Regions from separate parts of the Homo sapiens genome. Here region 1 is linked to region 2. The links are chromatin loops, found by intact Hi-C in ENCODE. Cell type or tissue: endothelial cell of umbilical vein. All regions are shown on one strand. Links, peaks and the distances in the headings refer to the core of each region. The heading gives the core; the rest is flanking DNA.

Region 1 (12,220 bases), core at 2,664-5,163, 250 kb before region 2:
TATTTATTTATTTGAGATGGAGTCTCACTCTGTCGCCCAGGCTAGAGTGCAGTGGCATGAGCTCAGCTCGCTGCAACCTCCACCTCCCAGGTTCAAGCAATTCTCCTGCCTCAGCTTCGCTCATAGCTGAAATTACAGGCACGCGCCACCATGCCTGGCTAATTTTTTTTTTTTTTTTTTTGAGAGGGAGTCTCACTCTGTCGCTTAGGCTGGAGTGCAGTGGCACGATCTCGACTCACTACAACCTCCGCCTCCCGGGTTCAAGTGATTCTTCTTCCTCAGCTTCCCAAGTAGCTGGGACTACAGGCATGTGCCGCCATGCCCAGCTAATTTTTTTGTTTGTTTGTTTGTTTGTTTGTTTTGAGAAAGAGTTTCACTTTTGTTGCCCAGGTTGGAGTGCAATGGCTTGATCTCGGCTCACCGCAACCTCTGCCTCCTGGGTTCAAGCGATTCTTCTGCCTCAGCCTCCAGAATAGCTGGGATTACAAGCATGGGCCACCATGCCCGGCTAATTTTTTTGTATTTTTAGTAGAGACGGGGTTTCTCCATGTTGGTTAGGCTGGTCTCAAACTCCCAACCTCAGGTGATCCGCCCGCCTTGGCCTCCCAAAGTGCTGGGATTACAGGCGTGAGCCACTGCACCTGGCGCGCCCAACTAATTTTTGCATTTTTTAGCAGAGACGGGGTTTCACTATATGTTGGCCAGGCTGGTCTCGAACTCCTGAGCTCATACAATCCGCCCGCCTTGGCCTCCCAAAGTGCTAGGATTACGGGCATGAGCCACCGCACCCGGTCTGTTATTTCATTTTTTAAATGTACATTTTTTTTTCTGGTTTCAAAATGCGTGCTTATTTTAAAAAAAATAAATCAATACGGCTGGGCATGGTCGCTCACGCCTGTAATCCCAGCACTTTAGGAGGCCAAGACAGGTGGATCATGAGGTCAGGAGTTCGAGACCAACCTGGCCAACATGGTGAAACTCCGTCTCTACTAAAAATACAAAAATTAAGCCGGGCATGGTGGTGGGCACCTGTAATCCCAACTACTTGGGAGCCTGAGGCAGAAGAATCGTTAGAACCCGGTGAGCCAAGATCATGCCATTGCACCCCAGTCTGGGCGACAAGAGCGAAACTGTCTCAAAAAAAAAAAAAAAGAAGTGATGTGTCAGGGTTTCCTGTGTCATTGCTGTCTGATGCAGGGAAGGAGGCTTGGACTTGACTAGGAGTTAGGACTTGTGTTTTCTTGTCCCAGCTCTGCCAATGTGTGGCATGGGTAAGTTACCTCTGTTCCCTAGGCCCCTTTCATCTGTGCAAAGTGGAGGCTTCCAATTATATTCTAATAATGTACAATTTCCATATCTTCAGAGTTTCAAGGAAGTGCAAACTAACTGCCATGAAAGTTTCACCAGCCAAAAGCTGATTATGTAGATGTTAACATTTGAAAGATTAAGATCATAATATTCGGTACTGGTTAGTACGTAAGGAAACCAACATGTTGATATCTTGCTGATGAGAATGTAAACTGATGTAAATTTTTTGAGGAACAATTTGAAATGGTTGAAATGTAAATCAATTTCTATGAATTGAGCCTAAGGAAATAAGTGAATAAGAGTACACATGGAAATTCTGTAGTAATGAAAAGTTGGAAACAATCTAAATGTCCATCGAAAGGAGATTGGGCTGGACATGGTGGCACATAACTGTAATCCCAGCACTTTGAGAGGCCAAGGTGGGAGGATCCCTTGAGTTCAGGAGTTCCAGACCAGTGTGGGTAACATAGTGAGAACTCATCTCTACAAAAAGTAATGAACCAGATGTGATGGCAAGAACCTGTGGTCCCAGCTACTCAGGAGATTGAGGTGGGAGGACCACTTGAACCCAGGAGGTCGAGGCTGCAGTGAGCCATGAGCATGCCACTACAGTCCAACCCAGGCAACAAAGCAAGGCCCTATGTAAATAAATAAATAAATAAATTTTATTATTTTCACATATGTATAAAAAATGTGAAGACTTATACTTCAAACTGAATTGTGGTCATATCTGGAGAGGCAGGCTGCGGATTTTATTTAAAATACACATGTATTGATTTATTGATTTTTTTTTTTGAGACAGAGTCTCTATCGCCAAGGCTGGAGTGTGGTGGCTTTGTCTCGGCTCACTGCAACCTCTATTGCCCGAGTTCAAGCAATTCTCCTGCCTCAGCCTCCCTAATAGCTGAGATTACAGGCACCCTGTAGTCTGGAACTCCTGACCTCAGGTGATCCACCTGCCTCAGCTTCCGCAAACTGTTGGGATTACCGGCGTGAGCCACCGCACCTGGCCCTGACACTTTACTTTTATGAGCCCATCTACCTTTTGAAACCAGAAGCATGGACCTCAGAAGAGGGTGAAAACCAACTTTTTTTTTTTTTGAAACGGAGTCTCTCTCTGTCACCCAGTCTGGAGTACAATGGCACAATGTCGTCTCACTGCAACCTCCGCCTCCTGGGTTCAAGCCATTCTCTTGCCTCAGCCTCCTGAGCAGCTGGGATTACAGGCGCCCGCCACCATGCCCGGCTAATTTTTTGTATTTTTAGTAGAGACAGGGTTTCACTGTGTTGGCCAGGCTGGTCTCAAACTCCTGACCTCGTGATCCACCCGCCTTGGCCTCCCAAAGTGCTGGGATTACAGGCGTGAGCCACCGCGCCCAGCCGAGAACCAACACTTTTAGAGAACCTTTAAAAAGCCTGAAACTTCCCCATATACTTTGCATATGTTATACCCAAAATAATCCTGCAAAGTAGGTATTATTATTATTATTTTATTAATTTTTAGAGTCAAGGTCTCACTCCATTGCCTAGGCTGGAGTGCAGTGGCATGATCATAGCTCACTGCAACCTCAAATACCTAGGCTCAAGTGATCCTCCCCTTTCAGCTTCCTGAGCAACTAGGACTTCAGGAAGCCACCATTAAGCCTGGCTACTTTCAAAAAGTTTTTTGTAGAGATGGGGTCTCGCAGTGTTGCTCAGGCTGGTCTCAAACTCCTGGCCTCAAGCAATCCTTCTACCTCAGCCTCCCAAAGTGCTGAGATCACAGGCGTGATTCACTGTGCCTGGCCTAAAGTTTATTAATTCTATCACACAGAGGAGGAAATGAAAGAACTGGAGATGAAATTGATCAAATTAGTAATCTCCAGCCAGTCCTGAGGAGATTTAGCACTGGGCAGTGTTCGAGTTGGATTTAAGAAGAGGCAGAGTGGTACCACCAGTTTGCCCCACGTGGGTAAGGGAGAGATTTTCTGGCAAGACTGAAGACATTCTGATACCCTCCTCTCCCCTAACATACACTTACTCAGGTGTAAGAGTAATTCAGGCATAAGAGTCAGCAAAAACACTTTCTCAAGACGCTGTCTAGCTGTCTCAGGATCTTGTCCTGCTCAGGGTTGAGCACAAGGAGAACACAATCCTTGCTGGCCGGGCCCTGTTCTGGAATGACTGAGCTGTCCAGCATGGCCAGTGTGTAAATGTCAAGTAAACACCAAATTCAAGTGCAATCTAACTATTGTGCTGGGACTGTTTGTTTTAGATATAATAGTCAGCAGGAAGGGAGAAGGGGAGGGAGGGGGAAAGTATATATCACTTCACAAGGCAAAATTATGACTATCGTGAGCCCTCCCTTGGTCAACTTGAATGTCAAGAAACCAATATCAAATAAATAAAGAGCCTGCACTCCATGCTGCAAAAATAAGCATGTCCATTTGCTTGAAAAAAAGATTTTTTCAGATGAGGGAACATTTTCCAGTCAATCACCCTGCAGCAAAGTCATCCTGTTGAATTTGTGACTCACAGCCTCTCTGTGTCAATAGACAGAGTCAGCCCAGAGTTATGACTTCACAGAAAGATGAAGCAAAAGCTGGGAGACGAGGCAGGACCAGCTTTAAAAGAAGGCTGTAAGCTCAGACAACAAGTAGCAAAAGAAACACTGACCACTCACAGGCTGGGTAATTGCATTCGTTGCTTCTTTTTATTTCTTGCTCGTCTCCTAGAAAAGAACAACTCTGACTTTGACTTCATCCTTTCATTGCATTAACATTGACGGGGGACATGGTCATTGTCAGGGCTATGACTTTGCCTGGTGCTCCATATACATTGTTATCTCATTCTGTTCTCATAGCAATTCTATAAGGTAGGTGGTATTTGTATTATTTTATTTTATTTCCTTTTTTTTGGAGATGGAGTCTTGCTCTGTTGCCCAGGCTGGAGTGCAATGGCGCAATCTCAGCTCACTGTGCGAACTCTACATCCTGGGTTCAAGCGATTCTCCTGCCTCAGCCTCCCGAGTAGCTGGGACTACAGGTGCATGCTGCCACACCTGGCTAAGTTTTTGTGTTTTAGTAGAGACGGACGGGGTTTCACCGTGTTGCTCAGGCTGGTCTCAAACTCCTGAGCTCAGACAATCCGCCCACCTCGGCCTCCCAAAGTGCTGGGATGACAGGCAGGAGCCGTTGCGCCTGGACTTTATTTACTTTTATTTATTATTTATTTTATTTTTATTTTTATTTATTTATTTTTGAGACGGAGTCTCACTCTGTTGCCCAGGCTGGAGTGCAGTGGCACAATCTCGGCTCACTGCAACCTCCGTCTCCCGGGTTCAAGCAATTCTCCCTGCCTCAGCCTCCTGAGTAGCTGGGACTACAGGTGCCCACCACCACACCCAGCTAATTTTCGTATTTTTTAGTAGAGACAGGGTTTCGCCACGTTGGCCATGCTGGTCTTGAACTCCTGACCTCAGGTGATCTGCCTCCCAAAGTGCTGGGATTACAGGCATGAGCCACCGCACCTGGCCTGTTTATTTTATTTTATTATTATTATTTTTTGAGACAGAATCTTGCTCTGTTGCCCAGGCTGGGTGCAGTGGTGTGATCTTAGCTCACTGCAACCCCCTCCTCCTGGGTTCAAGCGATTCTCCTGCCTCAGCCTCCTGAGTAGCTGGGATTACAGGCACACGCCACCATGCCCAGCTAATTTTGTATTTAGTAGCGACGGGGTTTCACCGTGTTGGTCAGGCTGGTCTCAGACGCCTCAGCCTCCTGAAGTGCTGGGATTACAGGTGTGAGCCACCGTGCCCAGCCTATTTATTTTATTTTTAAGAGGCAGGGTCTTGCTCTGTTGCCCAGGCTGGAGCACAGTGGGCACAATCATAGCTCATTGTAACCTCAAATTCTTGGACTCAAGGGATCCCCCCACCTCAGCCTCCCAAGTAGCTGGGACTACAGGTGCGTGCCACCATGCCTGGCTAATTTTTCAATTTTTTGTAGAGGCAGAGTCTTGCTTTGTTTCCCAGGCTAGTCTCAAACTCCTAGCTTCAAGCAGTCCTCCTGCCTAGGCCTCCTAAAGTGCTATTACAGGTGTGAGCCACTGCACCTGGCCTGTATTATTTTATTTTATTTTATTTATTTTTCTGAGATGGAGTCTCGCTCTGTCGCTCAGGCTAGAGTGCAGTGGCACGATCTCGGCTCACTGCAACCTCCGCCTCTCAGGTTCAAGCAATTCTCCTGCCTCAGCCTTCTGAGTAGCTGGGATTACAGGCATGTGCCACCACACCCGGCTAATTTTTGTATTTTTAGTAGAGATGGGGGTTTCACCATGTTGGTCAGGCTGGTCTCAAATGCTTCACCTCATGATCCGCCCGCCTCGCCCTCCCAAAGTGCTGGGATTACAGGCATGAGCCACCGCGCCTGAATGCCTGTTTTATTTTATATGAGAATAATTATGAGAATAATTGAGGCCCACAGAGATTAGGTAACTTTGTAACCTTCTGCTTAAGGATTCTCACCCAGTTCTCCCTGGCTTCAATTTCAAATTTTGTGTGAGTTTCGGACAGCCTCTTATTTTGTTATCCTACTATAAGCCAGACAGGTACCTTGGCACCAGGGTCTCACCAATAAATCAGACATAGTTCTTGCCCTCAAAGAGCTTGGGGCCAGCCAAAATACTGTTGTCTTGGTGTTCAAGACCAATGCAGCACAATCCGTTTAGGCTGCCTGTAAACAAGTTAATATTGAAGAAAAGATAGTACCAACAGACTCACTACTTGTTTTCCAAGTTGCTACTATTTGCAGATTTCTCAGGAATGCCTGTGGGGATGAAAAGCCACTAAGAGATAATAAACCATAGAAGAGCGTATGTGGAGTGAAAACGGTTGATCTGAAGGCGAAGCTTGCAGCCAGTCAGCTTTGCCTGGCATGCTGGTTGTGGGGAGGTAGAGGCTTAACGTTTGGTCTTGTCTAGCCACAGAGCAGGCTAGGCAGGGACAGGGCCTGGCTGCGGAGGTGGAAGGCCTGGGCTCTAGTCTGAGCTTGGCTACCACACACTTGGAGGCTTAGGTCTGCTGTTTGCTCTGTTCAGAACCTGTTGAGGTTCTGAATCTTCTACACGAAGGCAGATGAAAGCTGAAAATTGACTTTGATATGTGATTAAAGTCCATAGGTGGTTTGGTGACTCTCAGACAAAGATTAAGTAGACTTTTGAGGCTGTGACTTCACTATAGAGACACAGTGTGCAGAATGGATTGAGGCTCTCATACGCAAATCCAATCCACCGTTAAGATTGTCACTCGTGGCCAGGCATGGTGGCTCACGCCTGTAATCCTGGCACTTTGGGAGGCCAAGGTGGGCGGATCATGAGGTCAGGAGTTCCAGACCAGCCTGACCGACATGGTGAAACCCTGTCTCTACTAAAAATACAAGAAAAAACAAAATTAGCCGGTGTGGTGGCACATGGTTGTAATCCCAGCTACTCAGGAGGCTGAGGCAGGAGAATCACTTGAACTTGGGAGGCAGAGGTTGCAGTGAGCTGAGATGGCGCCACTGCACTCTAGCCTGGGTGACAGAGCAAGACTCTATCTCAAAAAAAAAAAAAAAAGAAAGTTCAAAAATTGACTTTGATATGTGATTAAAGTCCACAGGTGGGTTGGTGACTCTCAGACAAAGATTAAGTACACCTTTGAGGCTGTGACTTCACTGTAGAGACACAGTATGCAGAATGGATTGAGGCTCTCATACACAAATCCAATACAACGTTAAAATTGTCACTCTTGGCAGGGTGCAGTGGCTGACGTCTGTAATCCCAGCACTTTGGGAGGCCCAGGCGGGTGGATCACCTGAGGTGAGGAGTTTCGAGACCAGCCTGGCCAACATGGTGAAACCCTGTCTCTACTAAAAATACAAAAATTAGCTGGGCGTGGTGGCGGGTGCATGTAATCCCAGCTACTTGGGAGGCTGTGGCAGGAGAATCTCTTCAACTCAGGAGGCCTCCAAGGTTGCAGCGAGCCAAGACCGCGCCACTGCACTCCAGCCTGGGTGACAGAGCGAGACTGTCTCAAAAAAGAAAGATAGTCATTTGTGCACTTGGACCCAACATATAAAAGGTGCTGACTCTCATACCTAGACACAGGACAGGTGGGGGATACTTAATCTCAGCTCTGGACCTTCCTGAAAGTGTGGTTGTGACATAGCCCATCATGGCTAAGCTCTTTATTTGTAGCAAGAGGAGGGAGAGAAGGCAGTCTTTGTGGCTCCAGAGTGTCAGGATTCATGAGGATGGCTAGGTCAGTTCTTGATTTGGGGTGGAAGGCTTTCGCCTAGATATTCTATTAAAATGTTTTCTTCCTGGACTTAAATGATCCTTCCATCTCGGCCTCCCAAAGTGCTGGGATTATAGGCATGAGCAGTGGCCCGGTCTAGATATTCTCACATTAGAAAGGTAAAGAGCAGTGGACGAGCTGGCTCTCAAGGCTGAGACATTCTATCTCCTTAGCTCTTCTTGCAACTCTTCTGAAAATTGAGCTTGTAAAGTAGCTTTGATCCTTAAAAAAAAAAAAAAAATCTGTTGTCTGCTTAAACAAAAGCAGTTCTTAGAGTGGCTTTGCCTTTATTTTAGTATAACACAGATTGCTTCTCCTTTGTTTCCGTTGTCTCAGTGTTCTCCCAGTTCTAAGAAGCTGTCAGCGTATATAATATATTACCTGGTTGCCTCAGTCCCCTTCAAATTTCCATCCTTAAGGGTTTTCTTCCTAATGGTTGGGGAAATTCTTGAAAGGACAAGGTCAATATGCCTTTGCTGGGATATACTTTTAAAAAATTTATTTTGGCTCTGTGTTGTTTGTCAAGGCTTCAGAGAGCCCTGCAAGTGAGAGTGCTCCGTTTACCATTTTGAATTTCTCCCTTTCTGGTTGGCCAACATCGTGTTTCCACTGTAATCCACCTGAAAAACAAACAGGAAAGTTTACACAGGTCTCTGTGTTCAACCATCTGCCTCCGCAATGATCTCTACAACAATGTAAGAGCTAGAAGACCAACTCTGGGTGTGTGTGTGTGTGTGTGTGTGTGCGTGCGCACGTGTGTGATATTTGGGGAGCACGAGCTATGTGTCTGGCTCAGGGTTGGGCATTCGGAACATCAATGGCGAACAAAGATAGATGTGATCCCTACTCACAAGGAGCTTATAGTCTACTGTCAGAAGAAAGACATTAATCAAATAATCACAAAAGCAAAACCAGACTGCAATCACTGCTTTGAGGGAGGATGCACAGTGTAGCAAAGCTTATCATAGGGAAAACTAACCTAGTTAGGGTTAATAAGGAGAGTACTGGGAAGAGGAAAGTCATGTTCTCTCTGTGATCTCTGAGTGCTGATAAATGATTAAGACAAGCATTTGTACCCTTGTATTTCTAAATCTAATATGGTCTCCATGATTTTTTTAAAATCATGTAACGCCCCCAGCTAGGAACTCAGGGCACAGAGATAAACAAGACATTGCCTAGGAGACACACCCTGAAAGAAACTGTAATACAAGGTGCCAAGGTGATACTAGCAAGAGGGGTGTGCAAGGACGCCTAGGAGCCCAGAGGGCACAGGGGATTGGTTCTGCTTGGGGTGCGCCTGGCAGATAGGGAAGAGGAGGGGTGTCCAGGCAAAAAATTCAGCACAAATAAGCCACGGAGATGGGAGAGTATAGGGTATGCAGGTGGACCAGGATAAAATCCAGGGGGGGCCAGCATAGAGTGTGTAGGTAGAATAAGTAAATCTTTTGAAAAGACATTTGGAAACAGAAATGGAGGGGCCCAGGGTCACAACTTCTCTTAAATCAAATAGTTGCTCAAGACCCACATGTTGGCTGGGCGCGGTGGCTCACGCCTGTAATCCCAGCACTTTGGGAGGCCGAGGCGGGTGGATCACGAAGTCAGGAGATCGAGACCATCCTGGCTAGCACGGTGAAACCCCGTCTCTACTAAAAATACAAAAAATTAGCCGGGCACGGTGGCGGGCGCCTGTAGTCCCAGCTACTCTGGAGACTGAGGCAGGAGAATGGCGTGAACCCGGGAGGCGGAGCTTGCAGTGAGCGGAGATCCCGCCACTGTACTCCAGCCTGGGCGACAGAGCGAGACTCCGTCTCAAAAAAAAAAAAAAAAGACCCACATGTTAAAGCTGTCTTTTCCACCACTTCCGTGATCCTAGAACTATGTTCAGTTTTTTGGCACAGGTGTGTTGATTAGTCATATTATGATAATATTTTTCTTTAAATCCACATATTTAAAAAATATTTTGAAACTTTAAAGCATATTTAATAATAATATGTGTAATATTGCAGTTTGGATATGCTAGCTCAATGTTTTGTAAAGCATAAATAATAAATGCATAACAATTAAAATAATAAATATTTCCCTGTGTACCACATCAAATCACCTTGAGTCCCATCAGTGGTATTTGTATTCCTTGATCAAAAAAAAATTATACCGGGAATGGTGGTTCACACCTGTAATCTCAGCATTTTGGGAGAGCAAGGCAGGAGAATCACTTGGGACCACATGTTCAAGACCAACATAGCGAGACCCCATCTCAAAAAAGAAAAAAAAATTCTACGACAACTCTAGGACAATATAGATGGTAAAAAACAAAAATTCATTATTTTTTTCCATCACTTATGTATTATATTTAGTGATTGAGCAAAATCTTTTCAATCTAAACAGCTGGTTTGTATAACTAGCAGATAAAGACCATTGTATCTTTCTGCCTTTGGGCTGAGACTCTCTTTTCATCTTATTTTGTCCAATTTCTTTAGTGCTGAAAAAAATGCATTGTCCATACTAATGACAACCCACTGTGTACCTCCTCCCATGCTCTCCAGCGGTGCAGCTTGTGGTGGTCAGTTGCCTGTTTTTCCTCGCTGTGAACGCTTTTAATTAAAAGGAAGGTAATTTGCAATATTAAGCATGTCTTCTCTGAATTAATCCTCGAAACAACTCTAAAACAGTAGTAGATAAAGCCCTATTTTACAGATAAAGAAAGGGGGCTCAGATAGATCCAAGTGACTGCCCCTCTTAGTGCTGTGTGACCAGCCAGAGATGGGTTTGAATTTAGAATTATTTGATTTGAAGCCTGGGACTCTCTTTGGCTTCTAATGGAGTGCATTCACTTGGGTGGACTTTTTTCCCCATCCATTTAACAGATATTTTCAGAATGCCAGTTATGTAGAAGGTACTCTGCTGTATGATGGGAGATCCAGAGATAAGTATAAATGGTATAAGCTGTACTATCAAGATGCTTATAGCTGCCAGGCACAGTGGCTCATGCCTGTAATCCTACTATTTTGGGAAACTGAGGCAGGCACATCACTTGAGGTCAGGAGTTTGAGACCAGCCTGTCCAACATGGTGAAACTTTGTCTCTACTAAAAATACAAATATTAGCCGGGTGTGGTGGTGTGCACCTGTAATATCAGCTACTCAGGAGGCTAAGGCAGGAGAATCGCTTGAACCTGGGAGGCAGAGGTTGCAGTGAGCCGAGATCGCGCCACTCACTCCAGCCTGGGCAATAGAGTGAGACTCCATCTCAAAAATAAAATAAAATAAATAAATAAATATACAAAAATTAGCTGGACATGGTCGCATGCACCTGTAGTTCCAGCTACTAAGGGGATTGAGAGAGGAGGATCACCCGAGCCTTGGGAGATCGAGACTGCAGTGAGCTGTGATCACACCACTGCACTCCAACCTGGGTGACAGAGTGAGATATTGTCTCAAAAATAAATAAATAAAAGGCCAGGGGTGCTGGCACATGCCTGTTATCCCAGCACTTTGGGAGGCTGAGGTGGGCGGAACACCTGAGGTCAGGAGTTTGAGACTAGTCTGACCAACACAGTGAAACCCCGTCTCTCTGAAATACAAAAAATTAGCTGGGCGTGGTGGTGCATGCCTGTAATCTCAGCTACTTAGGAGGCTGAGGCAGGAGAATCACTTGAACCAGGGAAGTGGAGAGGTTGCAGTGAGCTGAGACCTCAACATTGTACTTCAGCCTGTGCAACAAAAGTGAAACTCCTCTCAAAAAAAAAAAAAAAAGAAGAAGAAAGAAAAGAAAAAGAAAAAAGGAAAAAAGGCTGGGTGCAGCGGCTCATGCCTGTAATCCCAGCACTTTGGGAGGCTGAGGCAGGCAGATCACTTGAGGTCAGGGGTTTGACACCAGCCTGACCAACATATCATATTTTTTAATAATACAAAAATTAGCTGGGTGGGGTGGGAGGTGCCTGTAGTCCCAGCTACTCAGGAGGCTGAGGCAGGAAAATTGCTTGAACCCAGGAGGCGGAGGTTGCAGTGAGCCAAGATGGTGCCATTGCACTCCAGCCTGAGTGACAGAGGAAGACATCGTCTCAAAAAAAAAAAAGAAAAAGAAAAAAAGAAAAGAAAAAGAAAAAGAAAAGAAAGAAAGCTTTTAGCTCCTTCCTGGGAGAGTCAGAATTATAAATGGTTACATTTAAAAAATTACTTTTGTTTTAACTAATATAGACACTAAGAAATTCAAACGGTTGGCTGGGCGCGGTGGCTCACGCCTGTAATCCCAGCACTTTGGGAGGCCAAGGCGGGTAGATCACAAGGTCAGGAGACTGAGACCATCCTGGCTAACACAGTGAAACACCGTCTTTACTAAAACTACAAAAAAACTTAGCCGGGCATAGTGGTAGGTGCCTGTAGTCCCAGCTACTCAGGAGGCTGAGGCAGGAGAATTCCTTGAACCCTGGAGGCAGAGGTTGCAGTGAGCCGAGATCGTGCCACTGCACTCCAGCCTGGGGACAGAGTGAGACTCCGTCTCAAAAAAAAAAAGAAAGGAAGAAAGAAAGAAAGAAATTCAAACAGTTTATGAAATGTCAAAGAACTGTTCTGCAGATGAAGCCAGCATGAATAGCTTCTT
Region 2 (12,220 bases), core at 6,385-8,884:
CACAAAACAGCATGCACATTGTGAGTTTGTGTAAGTTAGCTTTTGCTGTATAACAAACCAACTCAAAGCTTAGTGACTTAACCAATATTTATCATTTTTTAGAATGATTTTTTGGGTTGAGTGAGTGATTCTCATGGTCTAAGTGAGCTTAGTTGTTGCTGGAAGTTGTGGATGGTGTTACCCACATGTTTGGGGTCAGCTGAGATCTCTTTCCACATGGGCCTTATCCTCAAGGAGTCTAGCTAAGGTTAGTAAACATAGTGGCTGGAGGGGCTTGCAGAAAGAAAGAGCTTTCAAGCTTTTGCTTGCTTCACATTTGCTAATGGTCCCATTGGCCAAAGACAGTTTCATGGCCTACTGAGATTCAAGGGGCAGAGAAATATGTTCCACTTCTTAATATAAGGAGCCGCAACTCACACTACAGGTATGGGAAGGATTTACGGGTGGGAAATCCAGTGTTCTTGCTGCATATGGTGATGGTAGAGAAGAGGAAACCAAAGAAACAAAGGCACATCCTGATGGGCCTTGAATGCCAAGTGAAGGGCTTCAACTTTATTTTGTAAGCATTGAGGGTTCCTGAAAAGATTTAAGCAGGCCAGCTTTGGATTTAAAAAGCCCATTCCAGTGGCTATAAGAAGGTTGGATTGGAAAAAGGTAAAATTCAAGGAAAAGGACCCATTAGGCCATCCATATTTCAGGAACAGGGGGTCAAGGCCTGAACCAAGACTGTCACTGAGCTCTTTGAAAGCAGGGCCATAAGTTCCTCATGTTTTTAGCCCATGTGTAGCACAGTGCCTGGTCTCGAGTTGGCATTCACCAAATGCTCAAATGAATGTTATACGGAGAGCAGAGTGTGGACTGCCAGATGGTTTGGAGGTCAGATGACCAGGGCTTTCCTGATAGTCAACAACAGGAAGAAGAACGAGATGGGTGTGAGTGTTCAGAAATTTGTTCGTGTCAGCTGAGGAGGTGAAGGCTGGGTGCAGAGTCAGAAGCCAGTTACAAGGACTTGAGATGCACATCTCTCTGTCCATCCTCTGTCATCTCCTTCATGTCAAGGACACTCTCTGACATGAACTTGGGCAACTCTCTTCGTTCACCAGGGCCTCTGTTTCCAAATTCTTTAAAACAGAGATGGTAACTCCAGGACCCTGGCAATGCCAGTAATATACTCTGAAGAGAAACTATGAGAGAACCCCACTTAAAGGGTGGACATCACTGGTGCTCTCTCATTAAGGTTGAGCATTATTGGACAAACCTACCCACATGAAGGTCAGGCTGGGAGGACTGGAGCAGGTTCTTTTTTTTTAGTGAAGAAATTTTCCATTGGGAGCTTCATGGAAATGATGCTTAATGCCTTTACCACTCTGCCTTTCCAAAGGATGTTAGTCTCCCTCGTGAGAGAATCTATGTAATGTACTGGTGACGTAGGCATCATCAAGGCCTATTATGTCCATTTCCCAGATGACGGACATCCCATTGGAGATGGCAGTGATTGGCAGAAAAATTACAGGCAAAGGCTAGGTCAGAACTCTGAAGCCTGAATTCTGCCCTGAAGGTCATGGCTCTTCTCCAGCAGTAGCTCCAATACAGGCTTCTCAAGTTTACCCAACTCTAGCGCTAACCAGCTCTTCAGAGTCCTTTCTCTCCAATAGTCATCTTTGTGTAAAGAGCCAAAAAGCAAATGTTCCAATTAATGAAAAGGCTCTTCTATAATAGGATTTGTATGAGATCAAAAGGGTTTCTAACTGGGACAGACCTGCAAGCTTGGAGTGCTGTGCTTTTCCAGCATGTGCTGTAATTAATACATACACTGAACATTACATATAATCTGCATATTATTGACCCAATGCACAATTCATATGGTAATGCCATTAATTGCATATTACCTAGGCGGCTTAATGAACATTACATAGGTTTTTAATGGATGTAGTTACTATAATTGAGTTCAATTATATCCCTGCCATGCATATGAGGTCAATAGACTAGCTCGACCCCACAGGGTCTGGGAGAAAGGAAACAGGTGTTTGTAGTGAGGGCAATTTGTGAGCTGGAGCAGAGAGAAGGGAGAGGCCAAGGGCCAGAGATGACTTGCTTGGCTGGGCCCTTTTTAGGGCCCGGATAGTGGTACACAAAGCTGGGTAAACAGCAGGCAGTCTATGCACAAAGGCAGGATCTCCTGCTTGCCCCTCTGCTGTGGGTTTGGAACAGGGCACCAGACTGGAGCCCTGAAGCCAGCCACGCCCACGCTGTAACAGGACACTTTCTTCTACGCTGACCCAAAGCCAATGGGCAGTTGCATCACTTCCTCTGGCAGAGTGGAGGCCACATGATTCTAGCATCTGGGCTTGCCAGGGATGCAGGGGAGCCCTGCCTGTCCATGATGCTGGCGCAGAAGGCCCTGAGCCTGGTGTTGCTTCTTTTCTCCAAATTCTATGTCTGGAGTGGAAGAGGCAAAGCTGCTGCTCCCATATTCTGGGTGCTCACACCCTCTAAAAGAGATAACCCCATGTGGACAGAGAACTAGGGAGTGAAGAGGCATCAGAGTTCCTCATACTTCCCTTCCTAAAAAAGAGAAAGGTGACTCAGAGATGACAAACACCTGCCATAAACTAGGCACTGCTGATGTTACCTACTTTACCCTCCACTGGATTTCTCCCATTTGGTTAAAGTGATACTAAATCTTCAGAGAGGTTAGAAATTTTCCCAAGGACACACACACACACACACACACACATACACATGCACACACAACACAACACAACACAACACACACAGAACTTGTTGAAGGTGGGGTCAGAATTTGAACTCAGGTCAGTCTCACCCCAAAGTTTACAGCACCCAATTACTCCAGGCTGCTTTGTTGCAACTTTGCTGTGTTCCTAGTTTTGAAGGCCACTCCAGAAGGGGTAAAATAATGATGAAAAGGAAAGTTTGATGCAGATATCAGGATAGAAAGAAAAGAAGAAAATGAATGATTTTTTTTAAAATCACAGAGAGAGAATTTGATTTTTCCAGTAACCTTCTTGCAAAGTATACATTTGCATGTCTCTTTTTCTGCCTGTCTTTCCACTCTCATTGACCGCTGATTTGCTAAGTTGGGCTGGCCAGGAATACACTTTCTATTTAGAAAGCAAATGCGGCCAGATTTGGGCCCCGGCCTAGGAGCTGACTCACTTTTGCTGGGATGACACATTCACTGCGCATGTTTCACAATTTTCAGAAACACCAGATTTATTTCTGTCAATACCCAGAGCCCCACTTCGCTGTCCACCTAAGGCCACACACTGAGGCGTTGCTATTTTTTTCCCTGGGGCCTAAATGGATGGGAAGACTTCCCATGCCTGAAACATCACCCTCATTTGTAAGGAGAGAAAGTCTGGCCAAGAATTGCAGTGTTTTTAACCAGAATTTGGCTGGCTTTCAATAGCTTTATGCCAAAGCTGTACCAGCCAGAGAGATGGCTGTGAGTGTGTGTGTGTGTGTGTGTGTGGAGGCGGGGGGGGGGGGGGTGAGGCTTGAAAACAAGGCAAAAAAGGAAGGAAAAAAAAACACGCAGACAGCAGAGAGGAAAGGAGAGAATAGGAGAGAATGAGGGTTGATTAAGTTTGGCAAGGAAGAAAAGAGAAGGAAGAGAGGGAGTTTAAAAAGAGAAAGGCAGCAAGAGAAATAACAAAGGAAGAATCAGGAGAGAGAAGGAGAGATTAACTTACTTTAACTAATCAACTACTATGAGAATGCCAAGCATTGTTGGGGATGCTTCTGCACACCACCTCATCTAATTCTCACAACCACCTTGTGGGTACACATAATGAAGCTTCATTGTTATTAATAAAGAAGTAGGGGGCTCAGGAAGTTGGAACCCTTTGCCCTGAGGCTATACTGATAATACAGGGCAGAGGGATTTGGACCTCCCATCTCTGACTTTTAAAAGCTTGGAGGACTCTGCTTGCCATCAGGGAGCTTCATGGGAGGCCCTGTGATCTGGATGGTCCGTGACAGTCTCCTCTAAGGGGGTTGTTTACACACTTAGACACTAAGAGCTTAAGACTTGAAGGGACTGCTACATATACAAAGCTCTGGATTCAGAGCTATCTGGAAACTTTCTCCAGGGTAAATAAAAACAACCACTTCAACAATGTTGCCAATGAATCTCTCTCCAAAAAAGAAAAGGAAAGGAAAAGGGAAAGTGATGCTATTTTTTCCCCCTCCAAAGTAAAGGTTACAACAACATTTTCTTTGAGCTGATGTGAGAGCAGCCAGCAGACATTTCTTTGGTAACCATCTCCATGTGTCTGTGTGGAAAGTACCTTGCAGTGACTAAGCGTTCGTTGAGGTGATTCACTTGTCACTGCGCTTGGGGACTTTGGACTAGTCCTGGCAGCTGCAAAGTTATTTTCATCGGCTTCTGACCCAGGCCCTCCCTGCAGGGCACAGGTGCCTGAGAATGTACCCCTGTCTCTGCTCACAAGGTGAGCAAGGGGGGCTGGAAGACAAGCTCTCTCTGGACTCCTGGCAAGACTTCTAGAAAGTCCTAGCTGCTAATTTCCTTGGCAGCCTAGGAGTCAAGGGTCTGAGGCAGCACTCAGGGCTTGAAATGAAATGAAGCTCATTTACTGAGCATCTAGGATATGCCAGAAGTTTTCTCTTCATTTGTCTCATTCTTCCTCACAGTAATCCAAATAAATGTTTTCTTTTGTCATTGAAACGGAGACCCTAACAGAGCAAGAGGCCTGACCTTCACACCTATGTAACCCAAGGTCACAGAAATGCTGAGGGGCCATGTGACTCCAGTGAAGCAGGAGTATCCATCCAGCCACAGAGATGGGACCTGTCCAAATGGGACCTGTCTGTTCCAAAGGTTATTCTGCTTGGTAAGTCTGTTTAGATTGCAATATTTTATTAAAATTATATACACATAGAAAAGGGCACCTAGAAGTATACAGGTTGATAAATGTTCACAACCTGAATAGAGCCTATAATTAACACCCAAATCAAAAAGCAGAACATTCCCTCTGGTCACCTGTCTCCAAGATGACTGCCATCAGTTCATTTCCTCCAAGTATATTAATGTCCTTTTCCTGGAGAAGTGGAATTCTTCCTCTTTTCCCCTTGAATTTGGACTGGCTTTAATGACTTCTTTGACCATAGAATGAAGCGGAAATGTTGCTAGGGCTAGATCATAAAAAACCTTGCAGCTTCTCCCTGGGTCTCTTGGAAACCCTCTCCAGGAGCTCTGAAATACTACATAAGAGGTCCAGCTACTCTGAGACTGCCATGTTGGAGAGGCCACATATAGGCACTCCTGTTGACAGTTCCAGTGGAACCCAGACTTCTGGTGATCCCTGACAAAGCAGGAAATTTGTTAGGAGAGTTTTCTTGGACCCTGCAAAGCAGCCCATTTGCCAGCTAAAGACCACTGAGTGACCCCTGTCAAAACCACATGGAGCAAAAGAATCACCCACCTGAGCCCTGACCAAACTTCTGACCCACAAAATCATGAGATATAATGAAATGATTGTTGTTTTAAGCCCCTAAGTTTTGGGGGTAATTTATTAGGCAGTGATAAGAAAAGTAAATATAATCCACCAGCGCAGAAGCCCCCAGTTGACCCTTTCCAGTTATTATGCTCCCTTCAATGGTAACCATGTGTCAACTTCCTCTACCATAGATTGGTTCTGCCTGTTTTTATGGCTTCTATCAATGGAATCATACAATATCTTCTTTTTTTGTGAGCCTGGCTTCTTTGGCTCAATATTATTTTATAAAATTCTTCCCTAATGTTGCATGTAGCTGCAGATTCTCATTCTCATCATTGTAGTCCAATGTGTGACTATATTAATTTATCCATTCTATTATTGATAGACATTTGAGTTGTTTCCAGCTTTTGGCTATTATGAATAACATCGCTATGAACATTTCAGTGTGTGTGCATTTCTGTTTGATATATACATGTGTCTCCATATATATACATGGAGAGAGAGAGATGGGGGTGTGTGTGTGTGTAGATATGTATATAGCTGTGTGTCCACCTATATACATACCTATATCCATCTATATCTGTATCTATATCTATATCTATATCTATATCTATATCTATATATACACACACACACCCCACAGTGTTATAGGTCTCATATATATTAGGTTGGTGTAAAAGTAATTGTGGTTTTTGCCATGACTTTTTTCTCTCTCTCTCTGTCTGTGTATATATATATATATATACATATATATATATACACACACACACACATACACACACACACATACACATTACTTACAAGGTTTTAAACACTTTATTCCCCAGCAATTCCTCTCCTGGGGGTGGTGTGTATGTGTGTGTATATAGGTGTATGATATAGTTTGGCTGTGTTCCCACCCAAATCTCATCTTGAATTATATTTCCCATCATCCCCATGTGTCATGGGAGGGACCTAGTGGGAGGTAATTGAATTATGAGAGTAGTTACCCCCATGCTGCTGTTCTTGTGATAGTGAGTTAGTTCTCATGAGATCTGATGATTTTATAAGGGCCTTTTCCGCCTTTTGCTTGGCACTTCTCCTTGCTGCCACCATGTGAAGAAGGACATGTTTGCTTCCCCTTCCATCATGATTGTAAGTTTCCTGAGGCTTCCCCAGCCATGCTGAACTGTGAGTCAATTAAACCTCTTTCCTTTATAAATTACCCCGTCTCAGGTATGTCTTTATTAGCAGCAGGAGAACAGACTAATACTATGTATATAGGTATGCATATAGGTGTGTGTCCAACTATATACATACCTATGTACACCTATATATATATATACACACACACACCTCCCCAGTCTTATAGGTCTCATATACATATACACACACACATATATATAGGTCTTCTAGGGTATGTGTACACACACACACACACACACACATTACTTACAAAGTTATAAGTACTTTATTCCCTAGCAATTCCTCTCCTACGGTGTGTGTGTGTATATATACACAGGTTTTCAAAATTGTTGTACTTGGTTTATATGCTTCTCAACCGTGTTTGATGGTTGCTCCATATTCTCCTTAGAACTAGCTGTTTTCTGTCTTTTTCTTTTGTTTTCTTTTCTTTTTCTTTTTTTTGAGACGGAGTTTCACTCTTGTTGCCCAGGCTGGAGTGCAATGGCATGATCTCAGCTCACTGCAACCTTTCCCTCCCAGGTTCTAGCAGTTCCCCTGCCTCAGCCTCCCCAGTAGCTGGGATTACAGGCATGCGCCACCACACCCGGCTAATTTTGTATTTTTAGTAGAGACGGGGTTTCTCCATGTTGGTCAGGCTGGTCTCAAACTCCTGACCTCAGGTGATCTGTCTGCCTCGGCCTCCCAAAGTGCTGGGATTGCAGGCGTGAGCCACTGTGCCCAAACTGTCTTTTTCATTTTGCGTTTGAGGATCTTGTACAATTAGCTAGCACACAACAAATAACAGGGCTGTCCACCTGCCAACATGGCATCTGAGACATGCAAGCTAAATGCAGAAAAATTGAGTTCCCTTGACACAGATGGGCTCCTTCCATGAAAGGGAAAGAATATTATAATTATTTGTTCATATCCAAGAAGAAGGTAGCTGGGTTCAGCTTTCACTGCCTTATTCTTCTGGAGAGTTTCTGTTTTGTAAGTCAGGCTCACTGAAGATGTGATAGAGGAAGTGATTGAGATTCTGATTATTTTCTTCATTCTTGGGCCCTGAGTCATCTCCAGGCCATGGGGCATTTGGGAAAAGGTGAGGCGGAACATGGCAGTTGGGTTTATTTTAGGGCAATCAGATGGCTGGGTCATAAAAACCTGTTCAGGGGACTTGAAAATTCACTCTGCCGCATGCTCCATGACTCATACATTTTTGCTTCCTAATTGATGTGACAAGACATCCGGGCACACTAAACTCAATATTACAAGGAAAAAAACAAGAGCGTGACTGATTTGGGTAGATGTATTGAGCTTATGGCAGCTGAAAAAAGTACTGTCCTCGTGTGACTAAATTTTCTTAAATCCAGTCGAATCACAGATTTTGAAAAATGGCAGAAACTTGGCATGATGGTTAGTTTTTTGTGTCAGCTCAGTTATTTAAGCAAACACTAATCTAGACGTTGCTGTGAAGGTATTTTGAAGAGGTAAAGGAAATCACTTGTCCTTAAGTAAAGGAAAGAACTGGGCCTCATTTAATCAGTTGAAGGCGTTAAGAGCAAAACTTGAATTTTCCTGGAGAAGACAAAATTCTGACTCAAGACTGCAGCATCAATTCTTGGCTGAGTTTCCAGTCTGCCAGCCTAGCCTATGGATTTCAGACCTGCTAGCCTCACAATTCAATGAGGCAAATGAGATATGTACGTGTGTATACACATACAAATACACACATACATGCATATATACATATATGTATATATACATGTGTGTATATACATACACACATAGATGGAGGAGTGGATAGATAGATTAATAGATAAATAGATGGATAGTTAGATACTATTGGTCTTCTTTCTCTGGAGAACCTTGACTGATATATATGATATAAATGAAATGAAACAATCCAGAAAAAATTTTCAGATTTTGATCAAAGGACAGGCCATCCTGTTGCTATGATGTGCTTGGAATGGGCGCCTGAGGGTAGGTATGATTATCAAGCACCTTCCCTGCTTAGCCTGACTCAATTGTAGAAAAATGAAGCTGAAAAACACACTATGGCTACTCATGAAAAGTTCTGGATGGTAAGTTGAGATTTCTGTTGAATCCTATGGCCAAATTCTAGATCATGTTTAGCCCTATCTGGTTCTATAGAAATCCTTCTTTCATGATTGACTGGCTACAGGTGAAAACAACACTCTTTGATGTAATTAGGAATTAACCTGGAGGAGTCCTCCATGAATACCTGTTCTTTCCAAACCCATTCTGTCTGAACACATCAATATTCTCACCAACTTAGACTGAGCACGGACCAGCACAAGACTTACACTCAGGGAAATCTGTTTTGTCTTTTCATAAATAAAGTCAATTAAGTAATTCTTAAAAACAATTTTTTTTTTTTGAGACAAAGTCTGACTCTGTAGCCCAGGCTGGAGTGCAGTGGCACAATCTCAGCTCACTGCACCTCTGCCTCCCGGGTTCAAGTGATTCTCCTGCCTCAGACTCCCAAGTAGCTGGGATTACAGGTGTGTGCTGCCACACCCAGCTAATTTTTGTATTTATAGTAGAGATGGAGTTTCACCATGTTGGCCAGGCTGGTCTGGAACTCCAGGCCTCAAGTGATACACCTGCCTCGGCCTCCCAAAGTGCTGGGATTAGAGGTGTAAGCCAATGTGCCTGGCCAAAAACAACTTTTATATTATTGAGTTGAAAAATAATCTTATATCTGAATAGTTAACTGATTTATCATTAGGGCCCCCATATGTGGATTTCTGTGTGATGGCAAAACAAAGACAAACTAACCCACTTTGAATGTTTTTCCACTAGACCTTGCTATCTCAGGATTCTAATAACTCTCTGTACAACCTTGGATGGGTCACTTAGCCCTTCGACACTTAAGTTTAATTTAAAACTTAAGTCTCTGCCAGAGCAGAAAGGAGCTTAACAGGTCACCTAATTTTGACATTCACAGAATGAAATAAGTGTCTCACAGCAGATTTCCTCATAGAAATAGAAAGCATCAACATTTTTAAGAGATCCACCCATAGGCCAGTCCCTGTTTTCACAGATGCTATGTCTTATGTCATGGACTCCAATGCTTCTAGCTCTCTGTAGAAAAATTGACAACCGTCATCTGCAATTTTGATACTGAACTCTGGGTAAGCCCAGTTTTGCCCATTGTTTGCCTTCCTTGGAGAGATTTTATACACAAATCAATATTGAAGGACTTTAAACATCCTGTAATGTGCATATGTATCCACATGTACCCACGTAAGTAAGACACATCTGTAGAAATCAGGAGGACCCTCTTGCTACAGAACCAAGACCAAGGGCCCTTTTTAGAGAGACTTGGGAGGCTGTCTACTTCAAAAGCATTATCACTAGTCCCATGGCTCCAGGTGCTCCCCTGTTAATACATTCTTCTCCTGCAGCCAGGGTGAGATTCTAATATTCCATAGCATCACGTCCCTCCTGCAGAACCTACAAAGGCTCCCATTTCCCACTAAATAAAACCCAAACTCCCTAGTCAGACATACATGGTGCCCCGTAATGTAGCCCTGCTCCTCTTGCCCTCTGTACCCTCACCATCCCCATCTCATCCGCAACTTCCCAGGAACACACAGAATGAAGCTCTCCCTTCCCTGAATATGCCAGACTTCCCCTAATGTCCATGTCCATGCTATTGCCCTTGACTTTGCCCTTCTCATCCCTTCTACCTGGGAAAATATATTTTAAAAGCTAGCTCAAGTATCACTTCCTCATTAAATCCTTCCAAGATTTCCTGGGAAGATTATTTTTCCGTTAACTCACTCCTATAGCAGATTTCATGGATTTCAGTGATGGCCCTGATTATATAGGATTGAATTAGTTTTTTTGTGTTTGTTTGTTTGTTTGTTTGTTTAACATTAGCTTCCCCCTCTAGACTGTGAGCTCACGGACGGTAGAGGCTGAGGCTTGTTTCTGTTAATAGTTGTGTCCCCATCACCCAGCCCAGAACCTGGCACGGATTATTGTGGGTACAACTCAGAGTTCTAGTTGAGGTGTAAATGAATTATAAACATATAAAGAGGTACACAGCACTGAAAATAAGAAGGATGGCTATATTTCTGAAGGCACTTATACTCTAGAGGATAAACAGACACAAAGTTGATACCACATTGACGTCCAGGTGGAGCATGTGATGGCTAATGGCTCTGGTGCCTGCTCTTCCTTGGCCAGGCTGTTGGGGAAACTCATGCTGATGTGAAGTTGCCTCTCTGAGCTATCCCCTATGGAGGTTGGTGGTCCTGGGGACTCTGCAGGTCCATAAAACCAATCTGTGAGCAAGACACCTTTGTGATTTTAAGCCACTGAGATTATTGGTGGTTCTCTGTTACTGGAGTATAACCCAACCTATGGTAACTAATATCCAACTCATGGCGCCATTCTTCTTAAGGACAGGAAAAGAGTCCTGGCTTGAAATGCAGGTTTATGCTTTGGGAAAACAAGTCCTGTTTTGAGATTTCCAGCTGTCCTGTTTTTCAACATGGCAGCCAGAATCTGCATCTTGGAGCCAGGTACTGTGTCCATTCTTGCCTAAGAGAGCATCCATTGGAAGTTCCCCTTTCAGCGTCATTGTGGATGCTATCCAGGGAGGTAAGATCTGGCTGAGATCTGTGTGAAGGGCTCTGCCCTTGGCCAAGAGTCCTCCTGTTTTCTGCCCTTGAACTAAAGGCCAGGAAGCCTCCTGTTTCCTGGACTCCCTCCTGAGTCCCAGGCCTGGATTATGGAAGAAGGCTGAGAGTAAGACATCAAGGTCAACACCCAAGGTGGTGATGAGTAATCTTGTTTGACCTGGAGTGTCAGTGAAATGGCTCCACTCTCCATTTCTCCCTAGCTGTGCAGAGGTGGCCCCACTGGGGCATGTGTGTGTTTTCTCAAAACCATTCTCTGAGACTGGTTTCATAGTTCCATTTTACCAACTGAAAACTGATGGGCAGAGAGTCTAAGGAATTCAAACCAATGTCACAGCTATTTGGTGATACAGCCTGAATTCAAAAGGGGGTATTTTAGTTTTTCGAGCTTTGGTTATTTCTACTACCACACAGTTGTAGAAGTGAGTTTCAATGAACATGTATCGGGAACCTCTCTGTGGCAGGCATTGTGTGAACACCGGGCATGAATGTGAGCAAAGGTCAGTATCTACCCACGAAGAAGTTTCAATTTTGTTGGGGACCCAGGCACATAAATGAGTGATTATAGCAGACTCAAAAATGCCACATGTAAAGAACACTGGGGAAGAACCATCAGGGACGGCTTCCTGAAACAGGGACCATGGGGCTGAGACCTGAAGTGTGAGGGGGGATGTTCTGGGCAGTGACAGGGGAGCAAAAAGAATTCTAAGCAGAGACTCTGGTACATACAAAGGCACTGAGGTGTAAGACAGAGGGACTTGACAGGGAACTGAAAGCCTAGTTGGTGTGATAAAGAAGTGGTAGGCAGGGAATTTACAATCATCTGCAAGCAACCTACAGCTCTCTGAAATTTGTGGGGGCCTTGAATAATTTAGATAATTGTAACACGTCTTCCCTTGGCTTGAC

Evidence for each region. Peaks named below come from ENCODE experiments on the same cell type or tissue, not always from the same donor. Only the 100,000 strongest peaks of a DNase experiment are listed, where the experiment ranks them.
Region 1: it touches region 2 in a loop (7-fold over the local background); 8 of 110 quality-filtered maps call a loop at or near these places.

Annotation. Positions count from the first base shown.
Region 1 is chr9:107,501,193-107,513,412 of GRCh38, forward strand. LOC105376206 (a long non-coding RNA gene) reads left to right here and starts at 3,942. Exons shown (of 2, transcript XR_930224.3): 1 at 3,942-3,977. In endothelial cell of umbilical vein, for the core only: no CTCF peak of the experiment used is centred there; DNase peaks (open chromatin) are centred at 3,539 and 3,679; H3K27ac peaks cover 1,186 bases.
Region 2 is chr9:107,747,678-107,759,897 of GRCh38, forward strand. It overlaps LOC105376208 (a long non-coding RNA gene), which reads left to right. Exons shown (of 7, transcript XR_930229.2): 2 at 4,714-4,874. Among named protein-coding and RNA genes, the nearest start is that of KLF4, 260 kb to the left of the region's middle. RefSeq lists enhancers at 3,475-4,202, 4,244-4,343, 7,253-8,452, 7,591-7,885. In endothelial cell of umbilical vein, for the core only: no CTCF peak of the experiment used is centred there; a DNase peak (open chromatin) is centred at 7,814; H3K27ac peaks cover 1,135 bases.